Linked DNA regions of Mus musculus: region 1 is linked to region 2. A link is a loop called in an ENCODE intact Hi-C map of the cell type or tissue named here. Cell type or tissue: heart. All regions are shown on one strand. Each heading gives the region's core, and the rest is flanking DNA. Links, peaks and the distances in the headings are about the cores only.

Region 1 (5,388 bases), core at 95-5,094, 52 kb after region 2:
AAAAAAAAATGAAAAAAAAAGAACCATATACTTGATATAACACTTATATATAACAGCTGTTCATAAATGAAGCTTGATAAATGTGAAGAAACTTAAAAGTTGTCATTAAATTAAAAAAAAAACATTACATAGGGAAAGCATTTGTCTCTATATATCCTTAAACAAGGTTTACGAACTATTAAAACTTTTTAAATATTGGGTGATTACAATGATGATTAAAGTGCCTGTGTGTGAGTGTGTGTGTGTGTGTGTGTGTGTGTGTGTGTGTGTGTGTGTGTGAGTGTGTGTGTGTGTGTGTGTGTGTGTGTGTGTGTGTGTGTGTAATATGTGGTTGAGGCATTGACTCTTTACTTCCTCCTTTACCTGGCTTCCAGAGGTTCAACGCTGATTGACAGGCTAGGAGCTGTAAGTACCTTTGTCTTCTAAGCTGTCTCTTGGGTCCCGGTATTGAACTTGTGTGCAGTTTTGAAAATGAGAAGGCATCGTATCTTAGAGATTTAACAGTAACTCTTCCTGTGTGTGTGCTCATTCTCCTTATGATGAAGCACAGCTATGTAACCTGGATTCAGAATTAGAATCTCTGGGAGCTGCCTTGTGCTTTGGGTCTTACTTAGCTTCATGGGCAGGGAGAGGTCACTGGTTCTCAATTTTTATATTTTCAAAACAGGAGGAGCAACTCTTCTTGGCTAGTTCAATTGTAAACTATATAACACACCAGAAAATAATGGAAAGTAATATTTATGGCGCACTTATACTGAAAGTAAGTTGAAATAAATTTGTTCTATACATTGTCTGCTTTCAAGCTCCATCTAAGACTAACCACTGAGTTACGTTTTCTATGTATTCCACAGGTGCAGAGACTGAAGCTTGGGGAGGTTAGGGGAGTTGCTTTAATTCCTAAACCTGTCATCAAAGGGAAGAACCCAGATATGAACTTTAAACCTAACAGCCCCACCAGTAAAAATTCAAACTAATTTATATGCATCTTTTGTTTCCTCTTGCCAACTTTATTCTACTTTTCTTTCCTATTTCTTTGCTTTCATCTCCTGTCTTATTCTACATTAGGCAATGACTGCTGCCACAATTTGTCCTGACTCACTAGAGTGAAGTTCAGTGTTGCTAAGAAACAAATCATCGATTAAGAAAGACAATGACTATAGTAACTGTGTTAGAGGGACTATGTGTGTTTTCTGGGAGTGAGGCAATGAGCAAGGAGTTATCGCATGTCAGAAGAAACTTATAAATACAAGCAACATTCAGAGGAGAAAGTCAATTAGTGCCAGAAGAAAGGGCATGTTCCTTACACCAATGTCAGCGAACACTTGGACTCAACAGAATCACTCAGCATGCTTCGACTCTGCAAGAATGGAGTGTGTGGAGGGAGAGGTTAAAAGACAGGCAGTTAGACTTGGGAAAGAAGTCAAAATAAGTCTAGCTACATCCTCCCCCTCCCTCAGATTCCCTCTCAAGAATTTAATTCCTTCCAGCTCCATAAAAATAAAAAAATATTTCCTGTCAAAGCATGCACTTAGGTGGGTAAAGGAAGGATAGGGGGAATCTCCTCCTTTTTCATAGATGGTGGCTTCAAGTCCCCACCTGATCAGAGCCTGGAGGCCTGAGCAGAAAAATGCGAGTCAGAACCTGGGAAGGCAAACAGAGCAACCCACAGCATCCAGAGATGGAATTATAAAATCTCCAAAAACTTTCTTCACTGCCTGAATAAACATGTTACTCAATTTGCACTTTCTTCTCCTCCCCCTGCCTATTTACTGAAATTTAAAAAGAGCCACAGAAAGTCCTAATTACATAAGGGACCCATCTATAAAAATTATTATTTTTTTCTTTACTTACAAACTAAATCTTATTGTAATCAGTGTCTAGTTTCTATGTGTTTTATTCAACAACAGCAGCAAAGAATAGACAGTAAGGAAGTTTTTGAAGCCGTAGGTAATGAAAATAATAAACAACATATTTTCCAGATTAAATTCTGGCTTTGTCCCAGAACACCATAGAAATGCATTCAAAATGCACAGAGAACTCCAGAGCACTTGAACTTCAGAGCCCAGGAGTAATTCTATGGAAGTCTAATTAGTCTTCTCTGCAGACCACATTTAAAAAAGCTTTAGGATTAATGCCATTCCATTTTCCAGACCCACACATCTCCAAAGCAAGGGGGAAAAAAGTCATTTCAGAAGGATAATAAATACTACTTACAAACAAGACTGGAAAGGGTGGAGACTGGAATGGGGTTGGGGGTGGGGAGACAAATTCTTCAGTTACAATCTTTTAGAAAAAAAAAAAAAAGACAAATTTCAAATCAAGTTGCTCCACTAGACTACAAAAGCAGTTTGGAATGCTGGGCGGATGCAAAGGGATAAAGCAAATGTGGAGGGGGAGGGAGAAGGGGGCCGATAAAGTTTCTGGCTACAATACAAGAGACGTATCATTACCATATGATCTAATGTGGGTGTCAGCTGGATGCGCTCACGCAGTGAAACCTTAGTTCTTAACTGTGCTATGGAGTAGAAGCAGGAGGTTTTCAACCCAGTGACAGTCACAGGGCAGCACCACCCCCTCCTCCTTCTTTCCACACCTGCAAACCCTTTTGCCTGGGCTGCATAGTTAGTGTTAATTACATCGCAGCTTTGAGGGCTCCTGTGGCAAATACCCGGATTAAAAGGTATGGCTTTCAATAATTGTCCTGAACTCTGCTACAGGCTAATAAAGCTTCTGTCAAGTGGAGGGCAGAAGAAAATATCTGGTGAGAAAAAGGAACGAGAAGGAAGCTGTGCTAAACTTTTAGTAATCTTTAGACAACGTTAGAAATGAATTGCTTGAAAACAGAAGTTAAGTACTCGGTAAAACAAACAAACAAAAAGGCAAAACTGTTTGAATGCATTGGTTTTGTGCTCTTGCTTCTGTTCTTGCAAATATGCTTATTAAAAACTTGTAACCTAACACCATGACTTGTCTATATTGGTAGTTTTGTGTTTGTACTGATGAAATGCTTTGCTCTTTATAAACTGTCAGCAGAAAAGCATTCGTAACTAGCATATTGCTTGTGCCTAAATTAGGTATTTAAGGGTTTCTTCTCGTGCTGTGTTCTTGCATACTTCACAATCTTTAAAACATCAGCAAGACAAGTCTCTGGCTGTAGAAATATAATGCCTACTTCTGCAACACCAGAAATGAATAGGAATTATTACCAGAAAGGTGAAAAGGAACACAGGAAATATTTATGATGTTAAAGATCTGAGATAATACAGCTGCAGAGCTCTTTGGTTATAAATGTTTCTGTCAATATTTTCGATGCAAATTAACCTTTCTTATGAGGTGCATTCACTATGAGGTGAGGGTGGGGGTTGATTCTCATTTTAACTTAAAGCAGAGTAAGCAGAGGACCACTGGTTACGTGTGCCCCAGTGTGTGACTCCAGTGATCTCTGTGCCTGTGGCTTTTTCTTCCTGCAGCTGCTTATTTTAGCAGACCTCTCCAAAAGAAACATAGGTTTTATTGTAGTTCTTGTTTGTGGACAAATGTATTTTTATTGCTTGTATTTTAATTATTCCTATTGTTACTGAAGTTTTAAATTCACCTTAAAATGAGGGATTTACAGATTCACTTCATACATACGTGTTAAGTTTTAACTCTGAAACACCTAACAACAGTATAAGTATGTTTATACAAAAGTTAACCTGGATGAAATAGCTAAGTAAATAAAGAAAGATTGTTTTGGGGCCAGACAGATTACTTTTGGTGAGACATTTCGGAACTTAAACAACTCTTTTTAGTGGAAAAATGGCTTTACAAATATTTGAGAGGAACAGTTTCTACAAGATATAGTGTTGCTTCAGTCACAACCTGTTCGTTTGTAAATTGTTTTTTGTTGTTCTAGTTGCCATTTATAACAAAAGGAAAAAAAAACAAACAAACAAAAAAACAAAACAAACAAACAAAAAAAAAAACACTGAAGAAATGTTGAGGACCAGTGACTCTTAAGATTTCTCTTAAGTTAATTGCTCTAAACACGCTGGATCTTTGAGTAGTATAAAAAATATTTTAAAAGAAATTTCATGGGAGAACTGGAAGAAAATTTATAAGCATTTTTTTAGGATAACAGAGTTCAAAAACATGCATATATGCATGCACACTTGCACATATACACACATACACACATGAGAGAGAAAGAGAGAGAGAGAGGGTATTAATGAAGTGGTATGCAGTCTGGCTGTATCAGGCTTTAGTCTAAAGGAAGATTGAGCAGAGAATTTGTCCTATTTTAACAAGGTAAACACATATAAAGAAAGATGGTGTTCCTCAGAGCCTGGGCTCAACATTTCCTTTTTAGGGTTGATAGGGAAGTCACCAGGCATGTCTGCTTTGGAGCGTAGATGACAAAGAGACATCTCCAGAAATGCTCCTTATTCTTATTAAATCTGAGATTACGTTGTTTCATTTCTTTTCTTCTCCTAAAATTACAAGGCATTAAATATGCAAGTCCAGCAAACTTGTGGTAAACCATAAACATTCTATTTTAATGTGAAGCAGTCTTCTCCTTTACTGCAATCCAAATAAACATCCCTAAACAATAACCTCCCTTTAAGAGCAGCTGAGTGGGATTGGGTTACTAGAGGACACTTGCCCTTGAACTTGGGGAGGTTGGATGAATCACAATCTTTATGATTTTTTTTTAAATTGAGAAATCACAATTATGTATGGAGTATTCTGTTTTAGACATACTGCAGTATTAGATGTAAATTAAAAATGAATGTGTGGAGTTTTTTTTTTTTTTAACTTGTGTGTGTGTGTATTTCCTAGTGTTTTTGGAAAAAGCTTCAAGGCTATACATTCTGTGTATTGTTATATGGAAACATAGTAGCGAGTAAATCCAACATATTTGCAGAGATGCAGCTCTTCTTGAGATCACGAGTCTGAAAGTGATGCCTTCAATGGTTGAGGATGACTTCTAAGAGCTGAAGAGGGATCTTAAGCCATGTCCGTTCAAAAAATAGGTGGCTTGATCTCTTTTGATTGTTCATTTTGAGTTATCTTTAATTAATATCCAAATAACTAGAAATTTGCTGTGAATATACAATTTGGGCTCTAAGACATCAGACTTGTTTGGTTTCTTGGAGCCAGCAGAATGCACTGTGTTATTAATAAACTGATGGTAGCTGAGTCACTTGTGTTCAAAATATTGTGCAAGGCATGGGTGAAGAACAAGGAATACTAAGGCACGCCCTGAGGGAGAACATCCACTAATGTTGGGGTAAACACAGAAAGCCCATTATAACATGATAAGTTCATTAAAAGAGGTCAGAATATCGTGCTTCAGATCACAGAAGCGGTAACGAGCAGCACCCTGCTCAGAGGAGAAGTGAGGGGAGA
Region 2 (5,388 bases), core at 199-5,198:
AGGCACAAAATCAAACGATGGTACTAGGGAGAAGAATTAGCAAGAAAGAGCACTGCTGCTCTTGCCTATGACCCAGATTTGATTCCCTGCACCACGTGACAGCACACAACTACCTGCAGTAATAGTTAACTGACAAAAGTAAGTTCCATGACTTACAAAAGTTAGGATAAAGGATCTTGAAAGCCTCCACGGCAATAAGATGGCAGATATTTGAAGAAATATTTCTGATTTGGACAATATATTCAGTGAGGTCATAGACTCTGGAGGAGAATGTAATATTTCCACTTTCCAAAACTGGTGTTTTCTACTTGTATCCTAATATTTTTATACCCACCTATAAGTGTAGCTCACATCCATCATCAAAGAAGTTTCTTTTTGCAAGTGGTGGAGGCCATTACAGGTATTAACAACTGGTCAAATATAAACACTGACTAGCCATCAGTTGCTGTACCTTACTTGATAGTTCAAAAACACAAATCTCACCAATACTAGGTGAGAGATTGACAAACACAAACCCATAAAAAAAAATCCTAGTCCCAGGGAACATTTCAGAAACAAGGAACAAAAATGTTGTAAGAGCCAGAGGGCATTGTCCTTTGCTGTGACATTATACCTTTTATGTATGGCAGCCAAATTGTATCCTAGAAATATCAACAATATGGCCATCTTAGCAACACCTGCACAACAGTAACATTAGTTCCCATGCTTACATAGATTGGGAAAATATTACAAGGGCCCAGTCCTCCAGGTGAAGAGCTCCATGTGATGAATGAATGGCTGCCAAGAGGAAGAATCAGTCTTTTATCAGGCAAAGATCCCTGATAATCCACCTGATCCCAGATGGTTACCCCTCAACATGCATATATAGGAACAACATTAATGAACCCACAAGGCTGTATTTGTAAACGTGACGCAATAAGAGTTAAAGATTAAGAGGCCATTAATTTGATAGGGGATGGGGGAGAAATGGAAGGAGTTGGAGAGGGAAGGGTAAGATTTATATAACTATAAAACTTGTATGTTGTATTCTAAAGAGTTGAAAGATTAGTATGAAAAAGTGTGTAAGGATGGTTTAGTTACAGTTCTGGTACAGTGATTAAACACTGACAAAAAGCAACTAAGGAGAGAAATGCATTGTTTCTCACCCTTCCATGTCACAGTCTATAAATTTGGAAGTGATGGCAGCCTCTGGGATTGTGTTTTGCACATGGCTATTGTAGTTCTAATAGAGAGCAGTGACGGCAAGGGGCTTAGCTCAGCACTAGTCTTAGTGTGAGAAACTCCTTGACTTCCATTCCCAGTAATATTAAAAAAATGAAATGAAAAGAATGGCTAAATTTAAAGTTTAGATTTCCAACTAATACCAGGTGAGACATTACCAAATTCCAACACATGAAAAAAAAATCCAGTCTTGACCTGTTTTGGTATGATCTATTTGTTTAAAATAATAGGAATTTGTGTAACCACTTAATGGCTGAGAAAAACTAATAAAAGAACATTTTAGGGCATGTCAGTGTGTGACATTCAAATTCATGGAAGAGATACTTCAGATGCAATATAGTAGGTAAGCAGATATCTCTCTACTCTCTGGCTTTTCTTGTAGAATGAAAGGAGGAAAAAACAAGTTTGCCTTCTAATTTCACTTCAGATTCATTTTCATTCATAAAACAAAACAATCTCCAATTCTTTCTCATGATCATCCTCAAAGGGTAAATGAATCATGCTGATAGCTAGCAAGATAAACATCAGAAAAGCCTGACCTTTAGAAAAATACTTCAGCCAAGTATTTTTCTATTTCAATGAAGTTTGGCTGAAATAGGTTAGGAGGCAGCAAAGTGACATTCTGGCAACAAAAGCAATGTCATGTGGTCTGACAAACATTCTGCATATCAAGTTCTCAACAAAACATTAATTCTGTGTTTACAAAAAGAATGGATTCTGATCAGTCTGCACAGTGTTGGTACAGTAGTCAACTTCCTGAAGAGAAGAGCAATGGCTTAGGTTCTAAGATCAACAATTGACAAATGGTAACTCATGACACTGTAAAGCTTCTGTAAAGCAAAGGACAATGTCACGAGGACAAAATGACAGCCTACAGATTGAGAAAGGGTCTTTATAACCCTATACCTGACAGAGGAAATATATATATATATATCTCCAAGAATTTAGATGCCACCAACCCAAGTAACCCAACTAAAAATGGGGTAAAGTGCTAAACAGAATTCTCAACAGAGGAATCTCACATGGCTGAGAAACACTGAAAGAAATGTTTAAAGTTCTTAATCATCAAGGAAATGCAAATCAAAATGACCCTGAGATAACATTTATACCTGACAAAGTGGCTAAGATTAAAAAAAAAAAAAAAAAAAAAAAACTCAAGTGATACAACTTGCTGGAGTAAGGAGGACATTCCTCCATTGCTGGTGGGAGTGCATACTTACACAGCCACACGTTGTAAATCAATTTGGCAGGTCCACACAAAACTGGAAATAATTCTACCTCAAGGCCCATTTAAACAACTCCTGGATATAAACCAAAAGAGATGCTCCAACATCTCACAATGACACTTGCTCAACTATGTTCATAGCAGCTTTATTCATAATAACCCGACACTGGAAATAACAGATGTTCCTCAGCTGAAGATTGGATGGTGAAAATGTGGTATCTCTACACAATGGACTACTATTAAGCTATTAAAAGCAAAGAAACCACAAATCTTGCAGGCATGTGGATGGAATGAGAATGTCATCCTGAGTGAGGTATTCCAGACTCAAAACTACATTCATAGTATATACTTACTTATAAGTGGATATTAGCCATAAAACACAGGAAAACCATGCTACACTCCAGACATCAAAAGAAGCTAAACCAGAAGGAAGGTCCAATAGAGAATGCTTGACTCTCACTTGGGAGGGGAAATAAAATAATCATAGGAGACAGATGGAGGGAGGGATCAGGTAGGAGAGAGGATGGGAAAGGGAATGGAAAAGTTGGTTTAGGATCGGGTGTGGGGAGAGACAGGAGAGATGTCCAGAGGGCCAGCAGGATGAATGGAAATCTGCAGCTTGTGGGGTTGGGGTAGGGGCTGGGGTATCTTGAGGACTTGGTAGAGATCTGGGATAGGAGATGATATCAATGAAATCAATTGAGGTGATCTTACCTGAGACTCACAGCAGTAGGGATATGGATCCTGAAGAGATCACCTTCTGTGTCCTGGCAGGGACCCCAGTGGAGCGATGGGGACACCAACCCACCCAAAATACTTTTGACCCAAATTTTATCCTGTCTACAAGAAATTCAGGGATAGGGGATGGAGCAGAGAATGAGGGAATGGCTAAGCAATAATCAGCCCTAGTGGATATCTATCCCATGGGCAAGCACCAATCCATGACACTATTACTGATAACTCTGTTATGCTTGCAAACAGAAGCTTAGCATAGCTGTCATCTAAGAGGCTCCACCCAGCAGCTGACTCAGTCAGATGCAGAGACCCACAGCCAAACATTAGATAGAGCTTGGGGACTCTTATGGAAGAGTTAGGGAAAGGGTTGAGGTCCCTGAAGGGGTTACACATGTCACAGGAAGACCAACAAAGTCACCTAACCTGGAACCTTGTGGTCTCTCAGAGACTGAACCACCAACCAAAGAGCACCCAGAAGCTGGACCTAAGACCCCCACACATATATAGTAGATATGCAGCTTGGTTTTTATGTGGGTCCCCCAACAATAGAAGTGGGGGCTAACACAAAGCTGTTGAATATAATACCTAACTGGGTTGCCTTATCTCACTGGGAGAGGATGCACCTAGCCCTGCAAAGACTTTATGTGCCAAGGTGGGGGATACCTAGGGGATGCATCAGAGGAGAAGGGAAGGATGGAGTGAGCAGGCAGGCAACAATCGAGATTTAAATTGAATAAAAATTTAAAATATAAATAAAAAAGAAAGAACGTAGTGGTTCCATTTTTTCTATGACTAAGAGGATGTCTCCAAGGGGTCAGAAGAAGTTCAAATTAACCTTAACAAATGTGTTTTCCATATTTCATTGCCAGGATGGAGAGAAACAGAAGGTTAGAACTCAGTAAAATATTCTGATCTCACTTGGTGTTTCTGGACTTGCCTGAAGGAGGAGGAACCAAAAATCACACTGGGGAGGCTAATGGCTTTTTCCCTTTGTTTTTGCCAAAAGAAAGAAGTATTCCACAGACTTCTATGCCTAAGCTAACAACAAACTGAAACTTTCAATTTCTCCAGGTTCTCAACTCCTGGCAAATTTTTGTTTGTCCAGTTTTAAGACTCAAAAACTATTTGAGTCTTATTATTACTCAAATCAGAAATAAATAAGTGCAGATCATAGGACTAAGTAAAAATCAAAACTTCATATATCTATCATTTAGCATGAATTTTACTCCAGTAGAAATTATGACGAAAGTTGTATTTTATTGATATTTTAAATTAAAAATATTTTGCTGTTAAGAGGTACTTGATTGGTATTGGAATATTTAAATTATTTTGATTTTTCTAAAACTTCATCTTAAGTCACATGCAGACTGGGTATCAGTGGAAAACGGAGCTTGGGCAGTAAGGCTTTTGTATACTGCTAACACTTCTTGGTTAATTATCTATGCACTTATTTATTTTTAAAATAATTAATTCAAGCCAGGCATGGTGTCTCACACTTTTAATCCCAGCACTCAGGAGGCAGTCAGGCAGATTTCTGAGTTCGAGGCCCGCCTGGTCTACAGAGTGAGTTCCAGAACAGCCAGGGCTACACAGAGAAACCCTGTCTCAAACAAACAAACAAACAAACAAACAAATAAATAAAAATAATTAATTCACATTTATAGAAGGCATTATATTTTATGATTTTGATTAAACATAGTCTTTTTTAAGCAAATAGAATACACAGTACACCCAGACAATTACAATTAAAAATCGATTGCTAGTATAACCAGAAAGCTGTAGCCATAAAACCATTTTCTTTGTGTCTTGAGAATTTGAAAAATATTCCATACATCAATGGGAGGAGAGGTCCTTGGTCTTACGAAGGCTTGATAGATGCCCCATTGTAGGGGAATCGAGGGCAGGGAGGGGAGAGTGGGTGGATGGGTGGAGGAACACTCTCATAGAAGCAGGGGGAGGGAGGATGTGACAGGGTGTTTCTAGAAGAGAGGGAAACCTGGAAAGGGGATAGCATTTGAAATGTAAATGAAGAAAATATCTAAAAAAAAAATAAAAATTAAAAAATTTAAAAAAATATTAGGCAGCCAGGAGAATTTGTTTCTAAGCCCTGTAATTTTTCCCCCAAACTCCGTGGGGTCAAGACTAGGGCAAATTTGGTGTGCCTTATTCTGGGGTTCATAGAGTAAGCTAAGGTAGAGTTACACTCC

The links. Hi-C counts contacts between places; a loop is a spot of excess contacts. Peaks named below come from ENCODE experiments on the same cell type or tissue, not always from the same donor. Only the 100,000 strongest peaks of a DNase experiment are listed, where the experiment ranks them.
Region 1: a loop joins it to region 2, with 2.2 times the contacts of the local background. A loop is called at or near these places in 3 of 42 quality-filtered maps.

Annotation. Positions count from the first base shown.
Region 1 is chr10:97,477,110-97,482,497 of GRCm38, forward strand. Dcn (decorin) reads left to right here and starts at 2,391. Exons shown (of 8, transcript NM_001190451.2): 1 at 2,391-2,680. In heart, for the core only: no CTCF peak of the experiment used is centred there; a DNase peak (open chromatin) is centred at 2,452; H3K4me3 peaks cover 970 bases.
Region 2 is chr10:97,425,181-97,430,568 of GRCm38, forward strand. It overlaps Gm34114 (a long non-coding RNA gene), which reads right to left and starts at 3,403. Exons shown (of 4, transcript XR_380718.2): 1 at 3,161-3,403. In heart, for the core only: no CTCF peak of the experiment used is centred there; no DNase peak of the experiment used is centred there.